Regions from separate parts of the Homo sapiens genome. Here region 2 is linked to region 1. A link is a loop called in an ENCODE intact Hi-C map of the cell type or tissue named here. Cell type or tissue: OCI-LY7. All regions are shown on one strand. Links, peaks and the distances in the headings refer to the core of each region. The heading gives the core; the rest is flanking DNA.

Evidence for each region. Hi-C counts contacts between places; a loop is a spot of excess contacts. Peaks named below come from ENCODE experiments on the same cell type or tissue, not always from the same donor. Only the 100,000 strongest peaks of a DNase experiment are listed, where the experiment ranks them.
Region 2: a loop joins it to region 1, with 4 times the contacts of the local background. A loop is called at or near these places in 12 of 110 quality-filtered maps.

Annotation. Positions count from the first base shown.
Region 1 is chr9:110,040,361-110,052,224 of GRCh38, reverse strand. All of the region lies in intron 7 of PALM2AKAP2 (PALM2 and AKAP2 fusion), which reads right to left. Among named protein-coding and RNA genes, the nearest start is that of C9orf152, 160 kb to the left of the region's middle. RefSeq lists silencers at 2,871-3,010, 3,101-3,160, 3,291-3,730 and enhancers at 3,436-4,009, 4,583-5,157. In OCI-LY7, for the core only: no CTCF peak of the experiment used is centred there; DNase peaks (open chromatin) are centred at 984, 2,384, 3,604, 4,224 and 2 weaker places; H3K4me3 peaks cover 4,517 bases; H3K27ac peaks cover 3,938 bases.
Region 2 is chr9:110,118,119-110,134,467 of GRCh38, reverse strand. The region is part of intron 7 of PALM2AKAP2 (PALM2 and AKAP2 fusion); the gene reads right to left. Among named protein-coding and RNA genes, the nearest start is that of C9orf152, 82 kb to the left of the region's middle. RefSeq lists enhancers at 2,198-3,041, 8,962-9,524. In OCI-LY7, for the core only: no CTCF peak of the experiment used is centred there; DNase peaks (open chromatin) are centred at 5,287, 5,655, 7,767, 8,167 and 1 weaker place; H3K4me3 peaks cover 5,090 bases; H3K27ac peaks cover 7,324 bases.

The DNA of each region.
Region 1 (11,864 bases), core at 1-8,000:
TGCACAGTATAAAGAAAATGGTGGGCCGGGCATGATGGCTCATGCCTGTAATCCCAGCATTTTGGGAGGCCGAGGCGGGCAGATCACGAGGTCAGGAGATCGAGATCATCCTAGCTAACATGGTGAAACCCTGTCTCTACTAAAAATACAAAAAATTAGCTGGGCGTGGTGGTGGGCACCTGTAGTCTCAGCTATTTGGGAGGCTGAGGCAGGAGAATGATGTGAACCGGGGAAGCGGAGCTTGCAGTGAGCCGAGATCGCGCCACTGCATTCCAGCCCAAGCAACAGAGAAAGACTCCATTTCAAAAAAAAAAAAAAGGGTGCAATTTGCTACCCAAACTTACTGAAATTGTTGAAGCTCATCAAGATACTAATCAATTACTTCAAACTTCCAATAGCTGACACAGAATCCCTGATCAACAATCTAAGCAGTGAGTACTATGTTTCTTAAGATCAAAAAACAATCATTCCAAAAGCTGATTCAAGATACAGCATCAATTCTACTGGCGTTGAGTCATGTATAAAGCTAAAGACTGGAACTAAACAGTCTATCCTTGGTCTTCAGAAGTAACTTTTTAGCATGCTCCTGTTTCAACTGTTAAAATCCCTCAACACAACCTCCATCCAAATTCAATTTCATCTTCATTTGAAACATTTCTCATTACCTTAATAAGCAGAGACTGGTAATAACCGTGACAGAAATCTGGGACATGGGTATTTTAAGAGCTCACCAAATCCGTAATGGTTATTGTTTGGATTATTGTAATTATCTAGACAATAATTACAATGACTAGAAAGACCAAAGTGTTTGCATTTTTGGAAGTAATATTTAATGTTAGTTCTATAAGAAAATATTCAAACTTTCAGAAATAAAGCCAGTGGATTCATTCTCCCTTCATTTGACAACGAAGTTAAGACAACCTACTTCACTTTATTAGCCAGAGGTCCTGAGGCTACTGAGTCAGAATAAGCCACTTATGAAAGTGAAATAACTTCAGACTCTGCAGGCAGGAAGTGGTGCCAACTGTCATGCCAGAACTATGAGATAATGAGTATTTCAAAATGTTTGTCCCATCTCAAAGCCCAGCTATTCCTCTCATCCTAGCATCTCAGCATCCCAGAAAGAAAGTGAAATGAACTCTCCAGCAGAGTTGGTTAAGTAAAGACTGGGAGACAGGCAGCCTTACTTTTGTTGTCCCTGGCTCAGGACTAATTTTGTTGGTGCTGTCCAAGATAATTGCAGGAAACTTGGTGTGCCTCCACTCAAAGGAGAAGATGCCCTTTAAGGAAAGGGCCAGGCCGGGTGTGGTGGCTCATGCCTGTAATCCCAGCACTTTGGGAGGCCGAGGCAGGTGAATCACCTAAGGTCAGGAGTTCAAGACCAGCCTGGCCAACATGGCAAAACCCCATCTCTACTAAAAATATAAAAATTAGCCGGGTGTGGTGGTGGGTGCCTGTAATCCCAGGTATTCGGGAGGCTGATGCAGGAGAATTGCTTGAACCCATGAGGTAGAGGTTGTAGTGAGCCAAGATCATGCCATTGCACTCCAGCCTGGGCAACAAGAGCAAAACTTCGAAAGAAAAGAAAAGAAAAAAAAAGAAAAGAAAAGAAAAACAGAGAAAGGGCCAAGGGTCAAAACTGGGGAGGAGACAACCGGCAGCGGAGCATTGCTTAAAACACTCTTTAGGCCAAGTCTTTATGTTTAAAGAAACAGAGTAAAACTCCTTGCTGGATACTCCTCATTTCTAGACATATTATTATGAAATTGTATTCATGAATGTTGGGGAAGCTGCCAGACTGGAAGAAAGGGAAGCTTAGTTAAATTTAAATTAAGAACATTTCCAGAAAGAAAAGTGTGATGCTTAAATGAACTCTAATCAGAACAAAAGACAAGGAAGCAAATTCCCTGGGATCCCAATGGTGAGAGGAGTTTGTATTCATGCAGTCTCCAGGAGCCTGTGAAACGGGAGTTGGGATAGAAGAGCGCTTCCCGGGAGACATGGGCTTGTTCACAGATTCCAAGATGCAATACAGAGAGAGGTGTATAGACGTATGAGTAGGTGAAGTTTCTTTTCAAAAAGAAATATTATACATTTAGGAAGTCTTCCCAAATCACCTGTGCTGCATTTAAAACTGCTACGGGGAAGGGTAGTGATATGTCAAAGTCTGATCTGACCACGCAGCCTATCAGAGCCAAACCCATGCTACCCCACACGGGAAACGGGCTTTCCTGGGTCTGGAAAGGGAATCCACCATCTCTCTAAACGAGTCACCTCCCAGACGCCCTCTTTGTGGGTCAGGAGGGATCCCTCAGGCTGGCGAGCGCCTGGCATCCGCGTTGGAGAGCTCGGCAGCCCGGCTGCACGCCGCCTCGCCCTTTGCCTTCAGTCCTCACCCGGCCACCAGCGCCACAGCTCCCTGCTGCGGGCTTCCGGCTCTCCCGGGCTCCGTTTTACTCCCCTCCTATCCACTCCGTTTCTCTGGGATTTCTTGGGGCCACCAGTGTCTCCTTGCTCTGGTTCTTGCAGGCGCGTCGCCTCCACGGACATTACAGGTACGGCTTGCCCAGTGCTCTCCCCCACGGTCTGCTCTTCCCATACCCCAGAGTGTCCCCAAGAAGGGCCCACAGAGACGCAAACTCCGGCTTTATCTCGGATAAGATACCACATTCTAACTGCTGAGGTCCCAGCCTCAGGCCAAACTTCTGGCTCAGCTCGGACCCGGACCGCGTTCTCCCTCCCAGGGCAGAAGAGGCTGCTGGCTCCTCCTGCATCATCTCCTGAGTTCAGCTCCCTGGACCCTATCCCGAAAGACTCTGGCTGGGGCCGGGACCGGGGCCGGGGCCCGGCCCTCCCTGACTTCAGTCTCTCTGAAAAGTTCAGGACTTGCGAAAATGCCCCCGGCTCTGCCACCCAAAAGGCAGGACCCGCGCCTTCCTCGCGAGCTAGAAGGAACGGCTGCACCTCCCGGTGCTCCCGGGGCAGGAGATGCGGCCACGACCACATTTGATTTCACTGCTTTTCCTGAAAAGGACACACAGCCCAGCTCTGTGTGTATACAGGGAGAAGCGGAGTCCTGCGTTTAGTTTTTAAAGCATATATAAATGATAAGCATTGAACAAAGCAGCCAAAGGCTTGGCCCTCCCACAAACCTAGGAATTCAAATCCACATGGCCACAGCCCCTCCACCCGGGCCCTCTCCCAGCACACGCTCCGCTCGACAAGGACCACAAAAAGCCCTTTAAAAGCCCGCGGTGCTTCCGAGGACTCCCAGATTTCCAGCCCTTCCTCGGCAACCCCTTCCTCGGCCACCCCTTCCTCACACTCGAGGACACTCCAGCCCCTCCCCTCCCCAGCTTGGACACCCACCTCTGGGCGCCCGCTCCCGGGGGCGCAGTCCTGGGGTTCTGCTCCAGTCCAGCGCCGCGCGGCCGCTGCCTCCCGCTCCGGGGGTCCAGGAGACTCCGGGGGTCCAGGAGACTCCGGGGGAAGGCGAGCGGCAGCCCCGGGCTGGGGCCAGCGCATCTGCAGGGAGTGGTAGCCTCCGGGCGCGCTGGAGGGCGGGGAGCCCCGCCCGCCTGCTCCTGGGGCCCGCCCCTTCCCCGCCTCCTCGCTTCCCCTCCAGTAGCCCAGCGCCCACGGACCGCCCCTCCCTCCCCTCCCCTCCCCATCTACCCACACCTTCTCCTCTCAGTGGCTTCGGCGGAATCGATGCACAAACGAAGAAATGAATGAATGCAGAGACTGGAGAGAGGGAAAGACGGAGGGATGGATGGGGCGGGCAAAGCTGAGTGTTTCCTAACTCAGGGGAGCGCTGTGTCTGGGTATATGGATACTTGTTAGCGCACGGGGCTTTGGAGCGGGGTGGCGTGTCGCTGTGTGTGCATGTGGACGTGTGTGTTGGTGTACACATATGTGCGCATGAGCGTATGTGGAAGTGTGTGAGTGCCTGTGTGCGCTCAAATGCCAGGAGCCGCTGAGTTCCCACTCAGGCGGGGAAACAGCCCCTCGTCCCTTACCTAGCACCACGACTGTCCTCAGGGTCAGAGCGACTCCCGGAACTGGTTGCGAAGTGCGTCTTTGTGGCAGTAATGGTGTCTCCGCGTGTTTGAGGACTCCCCCGATGGGGTTCAGAGGCTGAGGTGTGGACAGAGATGCTTCCAGCTCACTGGCTCGCCAGAGCCTTCCTGCTGCCCTCCGTGTAGTGGCAGCCGGTGGCCCGGTGTCAGAGCGCGTGTGCTAACAAAGCCAGCGGAGGGGAAGGAGGCAGCTGATCCGCAGACTGGGGCTGTATTAGGCGGGTGGCCAGCCATCCCTCACTCTTGAGATGTCTGAAATTTCAGTCTCTCATCCCCTCCTCCACCATGAATATTTAAATAATGTTAATGACCCTTTGAAAATGAACCGTCTAGAAATCCTGAGAGAGGACAGGCACACACAAACAAACACCCCACCTAGAGAGCAACACTTTCAAAAGCAAGCTGTGGTCTTACTCTGCTGTAGGTGGCCGCATTCATTCTCAGCAGAGGAAGATCACAAAAGTCAGATTTCTTGAATTCAGCTTTGCCCTAGGCACGATTTTCCCAGTAATTCTCTCTCCCCAGCTTTGCAAGTCGCCCTTGCACTCTCAGTTAGGTTTCCACCCTAGGGCAGTCTGCTATTTTCCCCACTCCTTGACAAGGCCCTGGGATGCTCTTCTGGGAGTCAATTTTACATGTGAAACACAGCAGGGAAAGACAATAGCCATGGCCTGATTCTACTTTCCTAACCCACAAAGGTCCCTGATTTCCAATACAAAGAAATGATACCCTTGGGAACTACCCAGAAAGCCCATCCAGGCCAAGGGCACCATAAATAGCACCTTCAGAGAAAAGACTTCTTCCCTGCCTTGAGCGCTATTCACACTTTCACCCAAGGAAGAGGATGAAGTCTACAATGGGACATCAGCTGTTCTCAGGGTTCCTGAATGTCAATAGCCTCCTTTATCTTGGTATTTGGAAATGGTTTCACGATCCTTTTTGCCTGTTTGTCTCTTATACTATTGAATTTCAATAGAATTTACTGACCAGTGGTTAGAGATGCCAGAGCTTCAGCCTTGACTCAACTTTTTCTTCCTTCCTTCCTTTTCCTTCTTTTCTTTCTTCCTTTTCATTTTTTTCTCCTCATGTCTCCGATTTAAGGAATTAAATGCTTGGATGCCCTACATACTGATCTATTTTTAACATTTTAATATCATGTGAAAAACTCACATTAAAATGAGTGTGCTTGGATATCACTTATTTATTTATATGGACCATAGACTCTCTAAGGAAGAATTTTAGAATTACATCAGATGTGAGATGTTATAAACAATATCATGGCAGGTACTTCATCACTCCCTTCTCATATTTTCCTAAATTAGAATAAGTGTAAAATTTACAAACAAAATTAGTTTCATTATTAGAAACAGTAAAGCAAGGCCGGGTGAAGTGGCTCACGCCTGTAATCCCAGCACTTTGGGAGGCCGAGGTGGGCGGATCATCTGAGGTCGGGAGTTTGAGACCAGCCTGACCAACATAGAGAAACCTCGTCTCTACTAAAAATACAAAATTAGCCAAGCGTGGTGGCGCATGCCTTCAATCCCAGCTACTCAGGAGGGTGAGACAGGAGAATTGTTTGAACGTGGGAGGCAGAGGTTGCAGTGAGCCGAGATCGTGCCATTGCACTCCAGCCTGGGCAACAAGAGCGAAACTCCGTCTCAAAAAAAAAAAAAAAAAAAAAGTAAAGCAATCATACCAACTTTATTCTGAATTGCTTCTTTACTAAAACAACGTCAATGCTTTGTTAATATTAATTTTAAAGTTCTAGAATATTCTTCAGAAAACTATTAGGAATATTAATTTAGGAAAAATATATGCTTAATAGATATTAATTTATAAGAACATTTTCTTCCACCTTCCAAATTATTAAAGAGGTAGCCATGATTAAACATTTTTAATATAAAAGGCTTGGTACATACCAGATGCTCAGAAATAGTTGTTTAATTTGTTCAATGAAATCCATGCAAGAGTATGAATGGCTGCATGCAAAAGTAAACACTGTTTTTAATTAACATTTTCTCATTTATTTTCTCCTAGGCCAGTGGTTCCCAATTGAGGGTGATTGAACTCCCCAGGGGACATTTTGGCAATGTCTAGAGACATTTCTTATTGTCACGATTAGGGGGGTTGCTACTGGCATCTACAGGACAGCGCCCCACCAACAAAGAATTATTGAGCCCTAAATGTCAGTAATGCTGAGGTTGAGATATCTTGCCCCAGAATTTTTCGAAGCCAGTACTAAAGACCACAGATAGTGCTTGTTAAAAAGGCAGATTCCGGCAGGGTGTGGTAGCTCATGCCTGTAATCCCAGCACTTTGGGAGTCCGAGGTGGGTGGATCACGAGGTCAGGAGTTCAAGACCAGCCTGGCCAAGATGGTGAAACCCCATCTCAACTAAAAACCTACAAAAATTAGCCAGACGTGGTGGCAGAAGCCTGTAATCCCAGCTACTCAGGAGGCTGAGGCAGGAGAATCGCTTGAACACGGGCGGCAGAGATTGCAGTGAGCCGAGATTGCACCACTGCACTCCAGCCTGGGCGACAGAGAGAGACTGCATCAAAAAAAAAGAGAAAGAAAAAAGAAAGGCAGATTCCTGGGCTCCACCTTTATTGAATCAGAATGTGTGGGGCAGGGCCAAGGAAACTGCGTTAACAGCTCCCAGATGATTCTTAAAAACATGAAAGTTTGGGAAACACTGGCAATGGGCAAGGTTAGCTTTATCACCCACTGCCTGCTTGTGGTTCATCACATCATACGTGTGTTAACATAATAATGATTATTAGAGCTGAGAATATTTTATAATAAAAGAAGCATATTTACTCTCCTAGATGTATTTTAGGAGCATATTTGAATAAAATAAATGGCTATTAATTATGTGAGAGAAATATAACTCGAACGTGTAAATGTTACATGTTCCCACAGGCCCTATACCATCAAGGGCACAAAATCTTCCATGGAAATTTTTTTAGGGGGAGAGGAGATGAAGATTTCTTTCACTGTGGCCTAAGTGTACATTTTTACTCACTTTGCCTCTCCCATGCTGCTGGCCCACTTTAAACTACACCCCTGAGCCAGGGGACCCAAGAAGTAGAATGTTCTTTCTAGAAAAACACACAAAGTAAAGAACAGCTTTCTGGGGAGGAAGTTAGCCTAGATACAGGTTGAGAGAAGCTCTTCTCCCTCTCTCCCCAAACTGAGCAAAATGAACTAAATCCAGCAAATAATAATGGTCTAGCAGTAGACACATGCCCCCAAACTTAGAGAACAGTAGAAGCTGAAAAATAGACTTAGAAGTGTCTCAGAGAACTGATCTGAAAACCAGAAGGTGGGGGCAAGACAGTGCATCATAAAAGGGAATTTACTATTTCCTCCTCCTAGCAAGGCGAAAGACCAAAAAGTATCAGCTGGGAGTAATTCACAAGTGCTAAATATGTCCTACAGAAAATAAAAGTTGGCTGAAAATTTAAAAAAAAAAAAAAGTAAGAAAAAGAGGGAAGGCCGGGTGTGGTGGCACGCCTGTAATCCCAACACTTTGGGAGGCCGAAGCGGGTGGATCACCTGAGGTCAGTAGTTTGAGACCAGCCTGGCCAACATGGTGCAACCCCGTCTCTACTAAAAATACAAAAATTAGCTGGGTGTGGTGACAGGTGCCTGTAATCCCAGCTACTTGGGAGGCTGAGGCAGGAGAATCACTTGAACCCTGGAGGCAGAAGTTGTAGTGAGCTGAGATCAGGCCACTACACTTCAGCCTGGGCGACAGAGGGAGACTTCATCTCAAAAAAAAAAAAAAAAAAAAAAAAAGAAAGAAAGAAAAAGAAAAAGCAGGAAAAGCAAACAACAACAGAAACAAAAAGACTCGCTCACACTAAACAAATAGCTCTATGTCCCTGGGGCTTTCCCACCAAACAGTGGGTGACCTCACTGAAAAGCTAGCAGTAATCCCAAGCCCAGGGGGATCCTCATGGGATCAGATGCACCACTGAAAATTTCAGAGAAGAAACAAACTGGGGGAAATATTTGCAACATATATGACAATGAGTTACTACTCCTCATATGTGAAGAGTTTTTGCAAATCAATAAGAAAATTGAAGAAAACTACCAACTCCTTAATAGAAAAAACAAACCTGGGCTGGATGTGGTGGCTCACACCTGTAATCCCAACACTTTGGGAAGCCAAGGTGGGAGGATGACTTGAGCCCAGAAATTTGAGACCAGCCTGGGCAACATGGTGAGACCCCATCTCTACAAAAAATTAAAAAATGAGCGGGGTGTGGTGACATGCTTGTGATCCCAGCTGCTTGGGAGGCTGAGATGGGAGGATTGCTTGGACCCAGGAGGTCAAGGCTACAGTTAGCCATGATCGTGCCACTGCACTCCAGCAGGGTGACAGAGTGAGAGACTGTCTCCAAAAAAAAAAAAAAAAAAAAAACACCAAAAAAAACGTAGTTTACAGATAAATAAGTAAAAATGACCCTTGAACTTGTGAAGAGATACTCAAACTCTTCATAATTAAAAAAGTGCAAGTAAAATATTGGACTAATTTTTTTTTGCCTACAATATGAGTAAATATATAAAATACAAATATGTATTTTTGGCAAGGGAATGATGAAAATCAAGTGATTATACTTTATTGATGGGCATACAGATTGATAATAAATTGGTAAATCTGAAAGATAATTTGGTGATAACTCTAGAGATAGAAAATGTTTATACACTTGCACCTGCAATTCATTTTTGGAATTCAGAAGTTTACAAAATCTCTCAAATTGGATGAAAGACCAGAGTGGTGGGGAGGAGTCAGTAAACAAGAAATTCCAGATCACAGAGAGGGCCAAAAGAAAATATTTAATATACACTTTTAAAGTTGTTTGAGTGTTATGTTGTGATGTAAACACTTCTTGTAACCCCCTATACTTCTGATAACAGCATTTGAAAACTGGGACACCAAAGGGAAGGAAGGGGTTTATGTGTGAGTTGGTGTGGGGTGAAGACCAGGCATAGGAGGCAAAATGGATGTAACAAGTAAGAATTCAGAGGATGAACTCACGAAGATAGAGGGTAGAAGGGTGGTTATCAGAGGCTGGGAAAGGTAGCAGGGAGGCAGAGGAGTAGGGATGATTAATGGATACCAAAAAATAGAAAGAATGAATAAGACCTAGTATTTGCTAGGACAACAGGGTGACCACAGTCAAAAATAATTTAATTGTACATTTAAAAATAACTAAATCTATAATTGGGTTGTTTGTAACACAAAAGAAAAATACTGGGGAGGTGATGGATGCCCAATTTACTCTGATGTAATTATTTATACATTACATGCCACCTACTATGTACCCACAAAAATTAAAAAAGAATTTTAAAAAAATAATTCAGAAGAAATAGGAAATCAGAACAACAAGAGTCTAGGAGAACTAACCCCAACCCATTGTGCCTCAAGATAAAAATCCATAAAAATAGTGGGGTGAGCATCAGACAACCTCCAATACTATGTTGGTAGGAGTGTAAGCAGGAGGACATGGGATATTTAGTCAATTAATTCCTAGAATCCACAAAGATCATTTGCTTACTCTAGCTCAACTAGTGGTTTTACACCATCCATATGGATGATTTGTATGTTTACGGATTTCCAAAGTAAGACATTTCTCACTGATCTCTGGTTCTTACTTAATGGCAAAAAGGTCATCTCTGGATTAAGCATCATTGGCTTTTCTGTAGCAGGCATGATCCATCCATAGACTTACTGCCAGGCTGGAGTGCAATGGCACAATCTCGGCTCACCAAAACCTCCACCTCCTGGATTCAAGCAATTCTCCTCCCTCAGCCTCCCAAGTAGCTGGGATTATAGGCACACACCACCATGCCCAGCTAATTTTGCATTCTTAGTAGAGACCGGGTTTCTCCATGTTGATCAGGCTGGTCTCAAACTCCCAACCTCAGGTGATCTGCAAGCTTCGGCCTCCCAAAGTGCTGAGATTACAGGCCTGAGCCACCGCATCCGGCCCCCATAGACTATTTTAACCATCAACTTTCGGAATGCACATCCAAGACTGGCATATGTTAGTCTATGGTCTTGTTTGCATTGACTTATAGTTGTGTTTTATACAATTAAAAACACCCTTCTAAACCATCTCTTCTCCAAGGGGTTGACCTCTCCCTAAGATAAGGTGGTCAGCTTTTAAGATGTTATAAATTAGTTGTTTCCAAGTTGGCTTACATTGGGAGTAGCTGGAAAACAAGAAAAGAAAATTTCCAGGTTCCTTTCTCTAGGTGATCCAGAGCACAGGAATCTGTGTTTGCTTAAGCTTTCCATCTGATTCTGTGACAGCCTGATTTGGGAACCACCGGAGGTGGACACAGTCGCCCTTACTTGAAGAAAGGACAGAGAACCAAACACAGAAACAGGGATGGTGTCATAAGAGAACACTTGGCTCTCAGACTGTGTTTACTGTGGTTCTTAGCCTAGTTTGTGGTTCCTGCTTTTCCTTTATTTCCTCTCCAGGGTCTCTGGCTTCCTGTGCCCAAGTAAGTTTCTTTCCTGCCTGTTCCACATTTATTTCCTTTCCCTGCATCCTCGCACTTGGCCTCTCCTCCGCCAAACCCTTAAACATAAGGAAATGGTGACCTGATTATATTCACCGCAGCTGCTTGAGCCTCTTTAAAAGACATTTTAAAACACCCATAAGAAACATTCCAAAACCCAAGCAACATTTCCCCATGGAATTGTTTACACTGTGTTCCAGACTGTAGCTGGGCTGTGCCTTCTCGACATTGACATAACATTGTACCACCCAAATTGCCCATTGTAATATACATGTAAATGGCACCAGTATACTAATAAAAAAAAAAAACACTATTCAAAACTAAAATCTTCAACAACAAAAAAGCAGCATGGGAAGACCTGTGTTGGAAAGAGTGAAAAGTGGGTATCTATGTAGGAGAAACACAGAGTTGGGAAATGAGAAAGAGCCCAGAGGACAGAGTCCCCTGGTGAAGAAAGCAAGATGGCACCTTGATTCCAGAGGCCTCAAATCTTGTGGAATAATGACATGAATGTAGCCATGTATCACTTTGATAATAAACAGGAGCAAAGTCCTATGAGGTCCAAGTTCTTTGGTTCTTGGCTGAGACTTTTATCTCATTTAGCAACTGAAGCATTTAAAAAATCTAGTAAACACTCCAGAGTTCATGCTGTAATAGAGAGACAGCATACAACAAGGTACTCTTTAAGCATGGCACTGAAAACATAAAATATGCCTAATATACTTGGAATGTACACAGCTTGTTCACAGATAGAATGCTGGAAAACAGTGCCAATAGTGTGGAGTCCCAGAAGACAGCTCTTACTGAGTCAACCAAGCGAATTTCTTCTCATTAGGGACCTGTGTTTTAGATGCAAATGTATTTTTCTTTTCCAGTGGTGCTTAACTTCTTTTCAATTTTGGATAAAACAGGAAATTATTTCTTAGTTTTTGTTAAAAAAAATACGACTGTAACATTTTCCTAGTAATTTGCAAGTGTTTCCCTCAGAACTTTTAAGCACAGGCTGTTAATTTAAGGGAAGAACCATAAGATTTTCCAGTCATATTAGGGGGAAAAAGACCAAATCTTGAGATTTTAAGTTTTAAGAATTCTGATTCTCTCAGAGATAGTCTTTGCGGTAGTCTTGATTTGCTTGTCAAATGTTTTAGTATTGAGAACTATCCACTGAGAAATGGGCTTTTTCCTTCTAGTATACTGAACATATTAAATGGCTTTCCTAGCATTAACGTAAACTTCACTGAAGAT
Region 2 (16,349 bases), core at 4,134-12,133, 78 kb before region 1:
GCACAAATAATGAGTGTTCCTCTTTTGTCAACATCTTCCATTCTCTGATTTTCTTCCAGTCTAGGTCTGGTCTTTGTTAAGGAGTGATACTTAACACAATTAATATTTATAATTGCTAATATCTTTATTTTTTATTTTTGACCATCATTAAATAGTAGTTTTTGCCACCACCTTCCTTTTTTTTTTTAAGAGACAGGCTCTTGCTCTGTTGCCCAGGCTGGAGCACAGTGATGTGATCATAGCTCACTGCAACCTTGAACTCCTGAGCTCATGGGATCCTCCTGCCTCAGTCTCCCTTAGGACTACAGGTGGGCATTACCATGCCTGGCTAATTTTTAAAATTTTTTGTAGAGATAGAGTCTCGCTATGTTGCCCAGGCTGGTCTCAAACTCCTGGACTCAAGCAGTCCAGCCTTGGCCTCCCAGAGTGCTGGGATTACAGGCATGAGCCACCCTGCATGGCCAGCCCTTTTAAAACTATTAACTAAACTTTTTGTTGGATGAGACATTGTCAGTAACTTCTACTCATATATCATTAAGCATTACACAAAATTTGAATGCTGAAACTTACTGGCTGCCATTCAATTTCAAGTAAACCTAGGCCAAAATTAGCCCACTCCATGGAAAATTATTATTGAAATAAGAAGACAAACAAAGAGAGATTCACGGTACTGCTAAGATGAGTCAGATTACCTATGGCACCCTCACCCCTGGCTTCTTTTGGCCAATGACTCACTGCTAATATTCTGCATGGGAACAACAGAGCTCTCCTTCTATCCTTTTTGGCTTGGGGGCCGGGGTGGGCGGAGGGTAGTGGGAAATCAGTAGGAAGCTGGTAGGACTGAAATATGGTTAGAAAACACTGCTCTCCTGAAACACAAGATGCTTTAGAATACCTGAGGAGAGGAAGAAGGGCAACGTAATAGTAAAGGAAACTAAAAGGCAAATAATTAGTTCTATAGTTTAATTAATTAATCCGTTCATTAAACATGAGGGGAGGTTATTCTGCAGGGTCATAATGAAATTAGCAGCAACAATAAGCTCCAGAAGACAACACCCTTTAAAAAAAAAATGAGTTCTCTGTACTTCCAAGAAAGCCCTAAGTCTATATTAGAGTTTTCTTAGTCTGAATCAGGCAAGTGAAGAAATTGCTTCTCTTTGTCTCTTGTTGCTAATCACAGAGGAAGGAGTGATGGGGCTTATCTCCAAAGCCATTTCCCAAGAACACTTTTCCGCTCCTCACATCAGCATTATCCCTTTCTGTTGAATGTTTCACACTTCAAGTGCTCGATGATGAATGAGCAGATGACTTTCCACGTTTTCTTTTTAGGATTCAAAAATTGTATCAGCTCTTTCCAAGGCACCCTTTTTGAACTAGAAATAGTTGTTTTGGTACCAAATATTTAAAATCTAAGACAACAATTTGACAATATACTTTTGCAATTGTTTGAAAAAAAATACAAAACTGCCATTATCTTTGAATCAGAAATTATTTTACAAGTAGTTATGTCTTCTGTGATCGGTCAAACTGAGATTTTAAAATATGCTAGTTAGTTGGCAGGGTGCAATAATAGCTCATGCCTGTAATCCCAGCACTTTGAGAGGCCAAGGTGGGTGGATCACTTGAGGTCAGGAGTTTGAGAACAGCCTGATCAACATGGTGAAACCTCCTCTCCACTAAACATACAAAAGTTAGCCAGGCATGGTGGTTGGTGTACACCTGTAATCCCAGCTACTTGGCATGAGAATCGCTTCAACCTGGAGAGCGGAGGTTGCTGTGAGCCAAGATAGTGCCACTGCATTCCAGTCTGGGTGAGGAAGTGAGACTGTCTCAAAAAAGGCTGGGTGTGGTGGCTCACGCCTGTAATCCCAACATTTTGGGAGGCCAATGTGGGTGGATCACTTGAGGTCAGGAGTTTGAGACCAGCCTGACCAACATGGTGAAACCCTGTCTCCACTAAAAATACAAAAGTTGGCCAGGCATGGTGGTGTACACCTGTAATCCTAGCTATTTGGCAAGAGAATCTCTTGAACCCGGAGAGCAGAAGTTGGAGCATTCCAGCCTGGGTGAGGAAGTGAGGCTTGGTATCAAAAAGAAAAAAAAAAAAGAAGCCCGCACGGTGGCTCACCCCTGTAATCCCAGCACTTTGGGAGGCTAAGGCAGGCAGATCACCTGAGGTGAGGTCAGGAGTTCGACACCAGCCTGGCCAACATGGTGAAACCCCATCTCTACTGAAAATACAAAAAATTAGCCAGGCGTGGTGGCAGGTGCCTCTGTAATCCCAGCTGCTTGAGAGGCCGAGGCAGGAGAATTGCTTGAACCTGGGAGGAGGAAGTTGCAGTGAGCCGAGATCATGCCACGGCACTCCAGCCTGGTCAATAAGAGTGAAACTCCATCACACACACACACACACACACACACACACACACACACACGCTAGTTACTTGTTAAAAGTCAAAGTTTGGGGGTTCCAGTGTAATTTGGGATGATTCCTTTCCGATACATTTTTTTAAACCTCTAGACACTGGAGGGTGTAAACAGGAAAGAGGCCCTCCTTCTTGTGAGCTATATGGCATCCAGTCCCCCTTTCCCCATAAATTCAGAAAATTCTTCATGACACTCAATTCCATCTACTCAGGAAGCAGCAGGTTTAACCTCTAATTGGCATGGAAGTATTTAAAGAGATAAACAACTCTGAATTACTGATTCACAATCATGCACCAGAGGTCCTGAGGTTTTGTAAAGTTAGACAACAATGATAACAAAAGAGCGAATTCCTGAGTTCCACTGTCAGCAGTAAGAATTTGCCTTCATGCATGATGGCCTGATAGAATCAAAGCCACTGGCAACTACACCAGGTAAATGGAAATGGGCTGGAAATCTAACCTATCCGGATTAGGCAGGAATCTGGGCTTGGTATCATCAGATGATGTCTTGTTTAAACCAACAAATGCTTATTGCTCTCTTTGAAGATAAGAAGGTCCAGAATTTTCTCCATGCTTCAAATTAGGCGAACGTGATTCCAGATTCAGATAAGATGCACATTCATTCAATCACCAGGAAAGTCCTTTTTGAAATGAACTATGCCCCAATGCAAAAACAGGAGGATATGAAAGAATCATCAAACTGGGTTTTCTAAGGTCAGAGAAAAACTAAGGTGCAAAGGGGCTGTGGGAGCTTTTTAGATCGGCCCAGTTCACCCTCCAGGTAGAGCCCTAATACCACGACACAGAAACCTGCCCTTCCCACTAAATTCTAGAATAGTTAACAGCTGGTTAGGATGCCTACCATTTACTTTCACATACTTGATCGGGGCAATTTAATACAGCTGTGTGCTTCTGGAATTAGTTTAAATTACATTCCAGGGTCTGACAACCATCCTAAATGGGAATATAAACTCAAGGGATGGTCATCTAGGATCCAATGAGAGATCCCACGCCCCACAGGTGGCTTCCTCCAGTACTTAGCTCCCTTTAACTCCCAAGAACCCCTGAAGCTTTGCTAATTGGCATAATTAAGGTGAGAAATAGGTTTTCATTAGTGAAATTAGTGGCCTGTCAATTAGCATAATGAATGTTAGAAATCCGTGAAATTGGTGGTGTTCAAATTTGTGGATTAGAGATCTTCCTCACCCTTTCATAAAGGGGATATGCCAATAGAGCGAACCCTTTGGTTTATACACCCTTAGGGATGGTGTTTGAGGTTTGAAAACTAAACGATCTTGTTTCTAGCCTTTGGCTCAGGGGACTTCGGTTGCTTACCACCCACTAAAATGGTAACAGAATCCTGTCTTCATAAAGTTGCCACATCTGTCTTCAGGCAAGGTGGGGTTGGAGCATCTAGAAATTTAGGGAGCTGAGATTTCCTCATAGCATTTTTTATAAATGTTTATTCAACTCAAGTCTGTATGAGTGCCAGAATTTGGTCCCAGAGACCTGTGTTTAACATAACCTGGTAGCCAGGCTGCAACTAAAGTCGCCTTTATTTACCAAAAAGTGTTTAATAGTTTTGCAAAGCAAATTAGCGTGGCTTAATTTACAACACAGGTGCCTATGTCTCCACCTAAAGAATGCAGGAAATGTGGTAATTCAGAGTTTAGCGTCCAAAGACCAGAGTCTGGGGTCATTTCTTGGCTCTACCTATAAAAGTCCTACCAGACTTTTTGTAATTATGGAATTCTGCTGAGAACAGAACTCCTTCATAAGCAGGACTAATAATATCTCCCAAATCTGTTTTGAGAATTAAGTTAGAAAATGTACTTAAAAGTACTATGTAAACTGTAAAACGGTTAATGCAAATGTTCACTATTATTAAGCCATTTTACACTGAGGTTTAAATGACAGGTATTATATTCTTTCTGGCAGCAGACTGATTTTCTTTTGGGAAAAGAGCAGGAGATTTTTAGAAGAAAAGAAATCAAGAAGAAAAGATGAAAGAAAAAAGGCCCGGGAAAGACTCAAAGTCAGAATCTATGGCAGCTCTAATCTCCCTAATCTTTCCCCAACCCCAGATCCTTACATGTGAATTTTAGTTGAAGCTGAACACGACTAGGAAGATACAGTTGTGCTGCAACAGAGGGAGTAATTTCACAAAATGTCCTTAAAAGTTAAGTCCTGAAATGCAGTAAGTAGAATGAGCAGTCAAGAACCACCCAGACCTGGGGCTCCAGTCACATGGGAAGCAGAGGAGGGGTCACACATTGGTTAAAACAGAACCTGGTCCATCTCCACAACTCAACTAGCCAAGTAAATGTACAAGTGAATGAGACAGCCCTGACAAGCCTGTCCTGTGGGCATGCTGTAAGTGTGGCATCCCCATTTTCTGGTTGACACATGTCTAATAGCTTATCATTTCACAGTACATGCACATACATATGTCAGCTGATGCTTGAAAAATGGCCCTCTGTTAAGTGGGAAAGGCATGAATTTTATTTCAGTCTTAAAACTTCAGAATAAGAGGTATAGAGAAATAGAGGGACGTTTCCCAAGATCACCTGCCTAGTAAGTGCCCTAGCCAGGATTTGAAGGTGGGTTCTTCTCATTCTATCCTGATACATCAAAATGGAGTCTCAATATTAGGAGGCTTTTAAAATGACATGGGAAATGGTAAGAAGAGTGGATGGATCAAAACAGAGTTAGCTTGGCTTTTTGGTTGATCTTTTGCTTGCTTGAATCTCTACAGATGATGTGAGACTCACAATTTAGCTTTAAAAGTCGATGATCCCTTTACCTTCTTTATTCAGTCTTGGTCAGAAATAGATGAACTCCCTGGAGAGTTAACTCTCTGGAGACGTATCTGTTGCTCTACGTGTCAGCTAGAAATGTGACTTCTTGCACGGTCTGGGGATTTCACCCTCTGGGCTGGTCTCTGAAGGGGTTCTGTTTCCTCTGGCCACTTGCCAGAGGTAAAATATTAAGATCCCATGTCCATGTCATTATGATGGACACTGTGGGAAAAGGCTGCAACTCTTCACCAACACCACAAGTGAGATTCTAGAAGCCTGTTTACATTTGCACAGAAAACACAACAGCAGGGCCCTGATCCCTGCCCCACTGGGCATAGACACCCATGTGTTCTTTCTGCCCAGGGTACCTAGGCCTACAGCTAGGCATGTCATGGACAGAAATAACTTTAAGGAAGTGCATTTTCCTTAGCAGGTCTGCCTGAGCCCAGGCGGAGAGCAGAAAGGTGTCCTTCACCACAAGGACAATGTTCACTGTGTTCACAGCCTCCCCTCTGCCCCACCATCCTCAGGCTGTTAAAGCTCGACAGTGTGCCTAACCCATCTCGACCTCCTAGGCTCCTAGCCTAAATGCACAGTGTGAACCAAATTACTCAAACATCAGGCTGTACAACCAGGTTTCTCTGCTTTGAATAACCCAGATTACTTCCTACTAAAGCCATGACATTTAAATTAGAAATGCTTTTCTCCAGATAATAGGTGACCCGATCCTTTAATCCAGTTATTTATAAGTTCCACCAAAAATATAAACTCACTCTTGGCCTAGGAACAGAGGCATGGCTATAAAACAAAACTTCCTCATAGCTGTGAAATCAGAGAGTATCTCCGTTTTCCCTTCTCATCCTGCCTCTCTTTTGTAAGTCACGTTTTCAGTGCGCAGGACGCAATGACAATCATGATGAAGAACTGGTTCCACGAGCTATGTGTGGCTATCTTTAGAGAGGTTCTTCCTAAATTTTTAACTTTCTGGCTAAGTCAGGATGTCTCCAGCATGAAGGCAAATGCAGAAGGGGTGAGGGTGGGATGGAAGGAAGTGCACCTGGCTGGTGGATGATGCCCAGAAACCTAAAAGATGCCCACATCAGCTGAACCTCATCAGCTTTGGACAAACCAGGCAAAGCTGCAGTCAGGAGGTCTGGGGGAGGCTAACTCCCCAAACCGAGGGAACCCGAAGCATAAGGAAGGGAACAGAAGTTGAACAGGTCAACACTACCTTGGATCCATAAGCATATCCTGGGACCCTGCAGAGCTATATGCTCTCAGCCTGGGCCGTGCGAGGTCCTCAGAGCTCCAAGGTGATCCGCCATCCCCAGCAAGACGCTCACAGACTTGGAGGGAGTGAGTACCAGTTCCCATAAGAAGAACGAACAGCACTAGGAGAAGGAAGTGCTGCAGCAATAGCTGGAAATAAACTTCCAGCCCTCTTCAACGGCGCAAACTGTGCCGGGCAAAAAGAATTGAAGAAAGCGCGGTGCACCAAAGTTTCTAAGCAGGCTGGCTGCACCTCCTCTGGCCCTCCCTGCTAACGACGACAGGAAGGAGAAGGAGCTGGGACTCCGAGTGGGCCGTTCCACCCTCCCCTGAAGGCACTGACAGCAGGAAAGTCTGGGAACTGCTTGCTGCGAGGGTTAGACTTGGGCCTCTAAGCCGAGCCTATAAGCGGGAAGTGGAGGAGAGGAGAGGCCCCGGGTGATAACCTGGGCCACATTCCAGTCCTGTGCAGGCTTTCCTCTTCCATCCCCCGAGCAGAGCTTCTTCCGGCCTGTGGAACTAGGGGCCCGTGTTGATTGTGGGAAACTGGGAACTAAGCCACTCCCTAAAGAGGCTAGAGCCTCCCCTCCTGGCTGATGGAAGACAGCCGGCCAGACTCCAGACCTCAAGCACTCCTGGGGCAAACGCAGGCTAAATTTGGACCCGGCAGGCTCGGGTCAATGCTGTGGGCCTTAAAAGGGGCAGATACTAAAAACACTTCTTGGTTTGCCTCCATGGATCTCCTGCCATGAAGCCATTACAGCTCAATGTGACTAGGGCAGTTCTAAAAAGAAAACTCAACCCTTTGGAGGCCAGGAGTCCTGTTCCTGCTCCTGCAGGTCCAGCCTTTTTTTCTGAGAGCTTCTACGGTATTGGTCAAAAGAGTAATCACTGTTCTGCTATTCTCTCTGTCTTATGCCTCAGGTACAGGTCTGAAGACGGGATGAAAATACTTCTGGAACTCCCCACCCCTTCACTGGAAACAAGGCTTCCCTGTGTCTTGACCCACATTCCTAGTGAAGGAGACTGGTCAATTTCTCATAGAACGGAGTCTCCCCCAGCACCATAGCTTAGCCTATGAACAATCCTCCTCTTAGCCCTGCTGAAAAGTCAGTGGCTCCAATCACATCTGGAAAATGTTAAGGTGTTATTTGATGAATATATTTACAGCTTGGGCTTTCTGTGAAAGAAACTGAAGACAGTGTGTGTGGTGGGGGTCAGCAGCGGGGAGGGGAGGAAAGGAAGGAAGCTGCTGTTGCCTTTTCTGCAGCAGCTGATGAAAGGGTTGTTTCTTTCCGTTACTTGGAGACCCACTTCTTACAGGAGTGACTGAGAGGCTTCCGGGTTTCCCGTGAATAAGGAGAGATGTGAGTTTCATGTTTTCCTCAATGAGGGATACTGAGCGCCCTATCAAGGAGCCCTCGGAGGCTCTTCTCACCAAAGGCCCTTTTCACTGGAGATTATTTTGCAAGGTAGTCCCTACCCCAGAATAAACCAAGCTCAAGGCCACAGAGGGAACTCTGGCTCCTGCAAGGTGAGATTTCTAGGGTAACCGATTCTGCTAAAGACAAAAGCAAGCCTAGTTTTTCAGTTCTTTATAAATTTGCTGTGTCCCTCTTGGTTTAAAAATAGTTCCAGATCTTGGGTTCACGCCTGGTGAGCAGGTCATGGCAGAGATCAAAAGCCAAACACCACTGTGGACCAGCAGAATCCACTATATTGAGGCAGAGCCCCAAGAAAAGAGAAAACAGTGCCAGATGCATTTGTGGTTAACCCTCTGTCTACAGATGATTCTGTGCCTATGAACAAAGCTGGCGAGGGTCTCCTTCCATACCCATGGGACCTCCAAGAGACAAGCACCACACATTCCCCCCAAAACCATATTCCCCCAGGCCACCCTGTGAATGTGGTGAGTTCCACAGCATGGAAACAGAAGGCTAGCTGTAGACCACAAGACTGAGTCTCTTGAACAAATGCTAGATGGCTAAGAAACGAGGCGACAGAATCACCGAGTCACTTGGTTTTGTTCTGGAAAAGGGCACACAGATTCTCACAGACACACTTGCACCATCTTCAAAGCGTGATCTGCCACAGACGACTCATATAGCTTTGCACTATATGTGCAGGACTGAGCGTCCTCTTTGCCTCTTAGCACAAAAGCTGAGAGTTTTACAAGATTTGCAAAAAAAAAAAAAAGAGAGAGAGAAGCAAGACACCAGTCTGAGCTCGGCTGCCTACTCTCCAGCAAGAAAGGACTCCACAGCACATGACACACTCAGAAAACCTCCTCCATAAAGACACTGGCCTCAAAAAAAGACCCCTGTCCTTTCAAATTAGAAAGAAAAGGACACGAAGATAAGTCAGCAGACTTGGCTTACCCTGCCCAGAGCGCGCGCCTCAAACCTCCTCAGTGAGAACTGCCTTTTTCCAGACAGATTCCTGCGTGCACCCTGGCTCAAGCTGGACAAATTCCTCCTGAGCCTCCTGACGGAAGACTGTGATGTCACCGTGGGCCCTCCCTCTGCTCCCTAAAAGGCCATTCACACAAAGAAGGACTTTAACCTCCTTCGGAGAGGCCTGGCCCCTCCCTGGCTGGCCGGAGCTGGAGGGCAGCGGCATTCCCAGCCAGAGCAGGCCCGGCCTGCTCCTGTCACGCTCAAGGCTGAGCAGGGAGGCAGGAGCTGGCGGCGTTGAGGTGAATCAGTTAGCATTGATGTGAATCAGCTACCACTGTCTTCTCGGCAATTCAGAGGTGGGCCCTGGGACAAGCAGGGAATTGATATCCCAGGGGTATTGAGGCAGCAAAAAATCTGAAAGACCCTGGAGAAATCTCCAGTTAGACAGACTTTTCAGGACAGCCTGTGGTGTGTGCTTGTGCGTGTGTACATGCATGTGGTATGTGCATGTGTGCGTGTGTCTGTGTGTGATAACAAATGCTCACCACAGAACATTTAGAAAATAAAAAATATTCATTACCCCTCCAATCAGAAAAAAAGTTAATATTTTATTTCATTCCATTGTCATCTTCTCAGAAATACATATTTAATATCATTGAGACCAGACAGTAAATGCAATTCTGTGCCAACTTTTTTTTTACTCATATCATTTCACAAGCACTTTTTATGTTATTTAATGGCCCTTGTAAGATATGTTTTAAGTGGCTACATTATAGTCCATGCCAAAGTGGACAGATGCATCTGAAGTCTGAGATGAGTGCTCTAATTTCAAGGAATATCTGGAGGAAGTGGCTGCACCATCCCATGGCTAACAACAGTCCTCTGCCATCAAGAAAACAGATGTGCATTTGCCTTGAGTAGAGACATCAGTGTCACCTCAGAATAGGGCCCCCAGCACTACACTAAGTCTAACAGGGAGTTGGCGTGTTTATCAGTGCCCCCTGCCTGATAACACCCACTGGCTCAACTCTGCCTCCAGATTCCGTCCACCTCGTTCCCTGGAACTCTACATTGACCTGGAAAATTTAGGGCATAACTTACGGGCAGAACTAGAAAGTCAGTCAGAATTCCAGGTCAGTTCAGTACCATGAAGTACTCACTTTTTCAGTAAGATTTTAGAGGTCAAAGAGAACTGAGATTTACAGTAAACTGGGGGAAAGATGACAAACGCTACACATGGTTCTGTGGGGCCAGCTCATTTGGGGTCAGTTTTAGAGCAGTTTGTCCTGGTGAGCAGCTGAAAGATGCAACAGGGTTCACCTGTGGTCTGCACACCAGCCAGCATAGCAGTCCTCCTGGGACCCTCCCAAGCACACGAGTCAAGGAAGGGATAATCAGAGTAGATGGAGCCCAGGAAGGCTCTTTTGAAAAGGAGGCTAAAAGTAGACTTTACAACTATTTACAGCATCTAAACAACATTTTCCATATGCTAAAAACATTTTCCAAATTTATTTAGAAATATTGGGGAGTTCCTCAATGACTGACTTGGTGGTATCAAGTCACCAGGGAGCTCCAAGGGAACTCCGAATTTATGCTGCCCTGTGGAATAATTGGAATGTTCTGTTGTGTAGCCAAAGGCACTTCAAGATGCTACTTAGTCATCTGAAGTAAAATGAGGCAGAAATCACATGCCAATGGCATTGCTCTGCTTGAGAATGAAGAACCAGGGAAGGACTTTCCATTATGAAGTGCCCTCGACCAGCGATGCAAGAGGGGCACCCGGGACCCACTCCATTACCACACCTGCCCCTCCACACCCATGGGAAGATTTGTTTTAGAAAAAGGTTTTAAATCTGCCCTATTCACAAGAGACAACTGTATGTGCTCTTAAAGTACTATTTTCCAAGGAGTAGGTTTGCAAATGACCTGGTGTCTCAGAGACGCCAGAGTCCACTACACACACAAACACACATATGCTCCACCCACACACAGGCACACTGTTGTGTGTTGACTTGAGTCATCTCCACAAGTTCTTATGTTGAACTCCTAACACCAAGGACCTCAGAATGTGACCTTATTTGGAGATCAGTCTTTACAGAGGTAATCACATTTAAGTGAGGTCACCAGGGTGGGCCCTAATCCAGTATGACTAGGGTCTTTAGAATAAGAGGAAATGTAGACACAGAGATGTGCATAGAGGGAACACAACTACTTATAAGCCAAGGAGAGGGGCCTGGAACAGATCCTTCCCTCACAGCCCTCCAAAGGAACCAACTCTGCTGAGGATTTTGTGCTTCTAGCCTCCCAACTGTAAGACTATAAATTTCTGTTGTTTAAGCCTCCCCCCACCAATGTGTGATACCTTGTCATGGCAACCCTAACAAACTAATCTATATACTCACACATACACACCCATGCATTTGTATTTGTGCATGCACACAAAAACACACACATTCACACAGTTGCCTGAGTCTCCCCTCAACCCAAGCTGCAAAAATAGGGTTGAGGTTAGATAAATACTCTATGGCAAAGTCACAGTTAGGTACTCCAGAAAAGTGGATTATACTCAGAGGCAGAGGGAGACATGAAAAACCAGCAAGCTAGGCTGAGGCTGCAAAAGCATAAACAGAGCCATCCCACACTTGATGACAGTGGAGTCTCTGGAGAGAAATGACCAGAGTAGAATCCAGCAGGTAACGTCTAGCTGCAGCTCACACCTCTACACCCTTTAAGTGTAGACTCTGAGCTTGGGGTGGGTTTTCTGAAAATAAATTTGCACTGTTTTGCCGTAACCTGATTTCGTTAGTTTCTGAGGGTGCCTTGCCCTGGGGGAAAAGAAGCCATTTTGAAACTTGGTCCTGGTTGACTGGGAAGTAAACTTCAATTTATGAAAGTCTAGCCACTGGGGTTTAAAGACAATTGATACCATTATGATCATCACGCAGCCAATATCTATGGTGCTCCTACTGTGTGCCTTGTCTGTGCCACATACCCTTCTATACCTTCTATTTAATCCTCCCATTAATGGCAAAGTGGGGATTATCATGCACTCTGCAGAGGGGCAGACCCCAGCCAATGGCAGCCACCTACCCCCTAGGGTCATCCCGCTGGTTAGGAACAGAGCTCTGGCTAGAAGCCATGAATCCCCAAAATGCAGCAGTGCTCATAGAAGCCGCACCAGGCAGCTCAGGAAGGAGCAGACCCAAGAAGCGTTTGGGCTAATGCAAATAAAAGAAAAAAATCTGAAGGCCAGGACCAGTGGCTCACACCTGTAAAATCCCAGTGCTGGGAGGCTGAAGCGGGAGAATCGATCACTTGGGTCCAGGAGTTTGAGACCAGCCTGGGCAACGTAGTGAGACCTTGTCTCTACAAAATTTGAAAAGTAGCCAGGTTCGGTGGCATGCACCTATAGTACAGCTACTTGGGAGGCTGAGGCAGGAGGAACTTGAGCCTGGGAGGTCAAGGCTACAGTGAGCCATGATCAAAAAAGAAAAAACCTTAAGAAGTGTCTGTAATGTAAGGCAGCAAGAGACGACTTTGAAAGCGTAGGCCAGCTGCTAGGAGCTTTGGGAAGGCCTCATTTCTCTTCTAGGTCTTAGTTTTCTGGTCGGTAAAATGAGATCCCAGGTACATAAACCCTCACAATTCACTTCTCCTAATCTCTGTAAGTTCTGTGCTTTTAGCATGAACTTTGGGCAAAGGTGAACTCATTTTGAGTGGGCAGAGTCTCAAGAAAGCCTGTGAGAGGATAGGAGCAGCAGCTGCCTTGGAAACCAGGTGATACTTTTGCTGAGAGGGATTTTAAGAGTTCCTAGAAGGAGGCGCAGCTTGTAGACAATCCCCTTGTCAGAACTTTATCTCTTTAACGGAAGGATTTTATTCTGCTAAATGTAACTTTCCCATTTGTGACAGTCACCAGTCACCTTAGTGTGACAGAAAGTTCCAAAAACAGGTTTGAAGGGGTCAGGAAGGAATGAGGTCCTCAGGGTAGAGAGGCTGGCTTCAAACACAGTTAAGAGCCAGCCCATTGCCTGGAATTGCAAAGTAGCAGGTGCAGGGGAAAGGGTGGCACTAGGAAGGTTCCCCTCCCTGCTTCCTGGTGCTTAGCGAAGCTGGGGCAGCTTTTCAAGCTGCTCCAAGGCCCAATTCAAGGCACACAGAGAAGGAAGCCTGGGCCTCACAACCGCCCTTCCTCCTCACATGCCCAGTCTTGTCCTCTCCCTCCTTACCTTTCAGGTAGGTTCCTCCTCCAAGCCCCGTCACCAAAAGACCCTACATCTCAGCATGGAGCCAGGTCTTTAAAACAATTTGCCCTTACATGTGAATCAGATGGGAATACTTACAATTTAAGACAGGAGTTTGTTTACCCAAAGGAATCCCTGATTGGAGTAAAGTGTGGGAAACTAAGACACACTTAGCCCTTAATTTATTAAGGGGAAAATGATGAGAAAAGGCAAACAGAAACAGCAACTCTCTTTAGAAAGGCTTAAAGAACACCCAGACCTGGTAATGCTTCTCTGGTGCTCAGGGCATAGAAAGCTACAGAGCAGAGGGTTGAGAAGAATCCACAAGAACATACAAACATATGGACCCCTCAGCTATGTCATGCACTATGATCTCATTTATTCCTGTTAGAAATATTATTTGAAATACTATTTTATAAAAAAAAAAATAGTTGTCAACTCCCGGCCTTCGCCCTCCCCACTGCATCCTGCAGTCTTTCAGTGTTTCCTACAACTGTCTCCAATATTGCTGATCAAAAAGCAGGCTTTTGGCCCGGGCGCAGTGGCTTATGCCTGTAATCCCGGCACTTTGGGAGGCCAAGCCAGGCAAATCACCTGAGGTCAGGAGTTCAAGACCAGCCTGGCCAACATGGTGAAACCTTGTCTCTACTCAAAAATACAAAAATTAGCCGGGTGTAGTGGCACATGCCTGTAATCCCAGCTACTCGGGAGGCTGAGGGCAGGAGAATCACTTGAATCCAGGAGGCAGAGGTTGCAGTGAGCCGAGATCGCACCACTGCACTCCAGCCTGGGCAACAGAGCAAGACTCTGTCTCAAAAACAAAGGGCAGGCTTTCAGAGAGAAGAGGGTCTGAAGCCCTAATGTGTGTTGTATTTCATTCCAGAACCAGGTGAAGCTACTGGTGACATTTAAGGGAAAGGCACTGAGAAGTCTAGCAGGCCAATAAAATGTCCCCATCCCCTGACATGCACCCCATTTCTACCCCGAATCTGTTGAGTTCCCTTGTCAAGGATCTTAGACTCAAAAGATGACTCTGCTGTCTGCCTCAGGCATGGTATCTCATCTCCTGCAGGAGCAATGGCACCATCTTGTTGCATTGGGGAGGACAGAGTTTTAGAAGAAATGTATCACAATCTTATTTATAACAGTGAAAACCTATAGGTGATGAAAATGTGTAGTCTAAGTATCAGCATCTGAAAATTTTGATTTGTATAACTAATAGAATGCTATGCAACCTGTGAAAAGGATATTTATCATAATTGCATGACAACCTGAAATGATGCTATATAAATAGGTATGTGCAAAAGGGGTGTAGAGTTCAAGTTAAGAATCAACTTTGGCATCCGACAGACCTGGGGCCCTTCTCTGTAAAATGGCATAATACCACTGCTAACTTAGGGAGCAGTTGTAAAACATGACATGCTCACCACAGGGCTTGCCATACGGTAAAATGATTCAACCAATGGTGGCTCAAATAGAAATAAACTAGGAAAATATTCACAACTCACGTTATTATAATGGCTTGATGGTGTTAAAATATAAAGGACCCTTGCAATCGATAAAAAAGGTCAACAACCCAAACATAAAACTAGACAAAAGATATGGATAGACGGTTCACAAAAAGAAATATAAACTATTCTTAGACATACAGAATGACTCTCAATCCCATTTATAAAAAAGAAACACAAAAACTACAAGTTTTCCACCTATATATTAGTTATCAGCATGTAATGAGAGAGGTACCCTCATCCAACTCCATAAAGTTGGATGGCAATTTGGCAACGTGGACCCCACTTTAAAATACACAATGCTTTTGACCCAGTGGTTATACTTCCAAGAATTTATACTACAACCATAGAAGCACACGTAGAAAATGATCTATACACAAGGATCTCCAATGCCGCAATCTTTGCAATAATAAAAGACTAGAAATAACCTAAATTAATAGGGAACTGTTATCTTCTTTTTCTTTTCTTTTTTTTTTTTTTTTTTTGAGATGGAGTCTCGCTCTGTCACCAGGCTGGAGTGCAGTGGCATGATCTTGACTCACTGCAACCTCTGCCTCCCGGGTTCAAGCAAATCTCCTGCTTCAGCCTCCCGAGCAGCTGGGCCTACAGGCGCCCACCACCACACCCAGCTAATTTTTGTATTTTTAGTAGAGACGGATTTTTACCATGTTGGCCAGGATGGTCTCGATCTCTTGACCTCATGATTTGCCCACTTCGGCCTCCCAAAGTGCTGGGATTACAGGCGTGAACCACTGTGCCTGGCCTGATGTTTTCATTAAATGGAATATCATACAACTTTAAAAGAACAGAAGAACTCCCAGCTCTATGATAATTTATATGTAGCAATCTTCAAAATCTACTAATAAATGCTATGGAACATTTTATAAAGAGCACGTTACCTTTGATGTTAACAAACATGAATATGAATAATCTTATATGTACATATTTTTATTTGTATATATGTAGGTATGTGTGTATCTATATTTGCATATTCATAAGCTATCCCTGGAAGGACACATAAGAAACCGATCACAGAGATTTTCTCTGGAATGGGGAAGGGAGTCACTGGACATCAGGTGTAGGTAAGCTTCTATTCACTGTGTTCTTTTCTACACCTTTCCAATGTTAGAATATGTGCATATATTAACTTCTGAAAAAAGGAAGTAAGCATTTAAAAAATACAGAGAGACAGGTGGGAAAGCACTAAAAGGAAATATGGCACTCCTGATGGGTGATTAGGCACCTGGAGGAGATAAATTCACTCTCTACAAGTCAAGAAGGCTGGGAGCAGTGGCTGATACCTGTAATCCCAGCACTTTGGGAGGCCGAGGCGAGCAGATCACTTAAGGACAGGAGCTTGAGACCAGCCTGGCCAACGTTGCGAAATCCTGTCTCTACTAAAAATACAAAAAATTAGCCGGGCGTGGTGGTGGGCTCCTGTAGTCCCAGCTACTTAGGAGGCAGAGGCAGGAGAATCACTTGAACCTGGGAGGTAGAGGTTGCAGTGAGCCGAGATTGTGCTACTGCACTCCAGCCTGGGTGATAGGCAAGACTCCATCTCAAAAACCAAAATTAAATTAAATAATAAAATAAGGATATAATTTGTGTGTGTGTGTGTATATTTCTGTATATATACATGGAATATATATATATAATATATATTCCATTTTATAAAAAGATCAGTTCCCTATTAATTTAGGTTATTTCT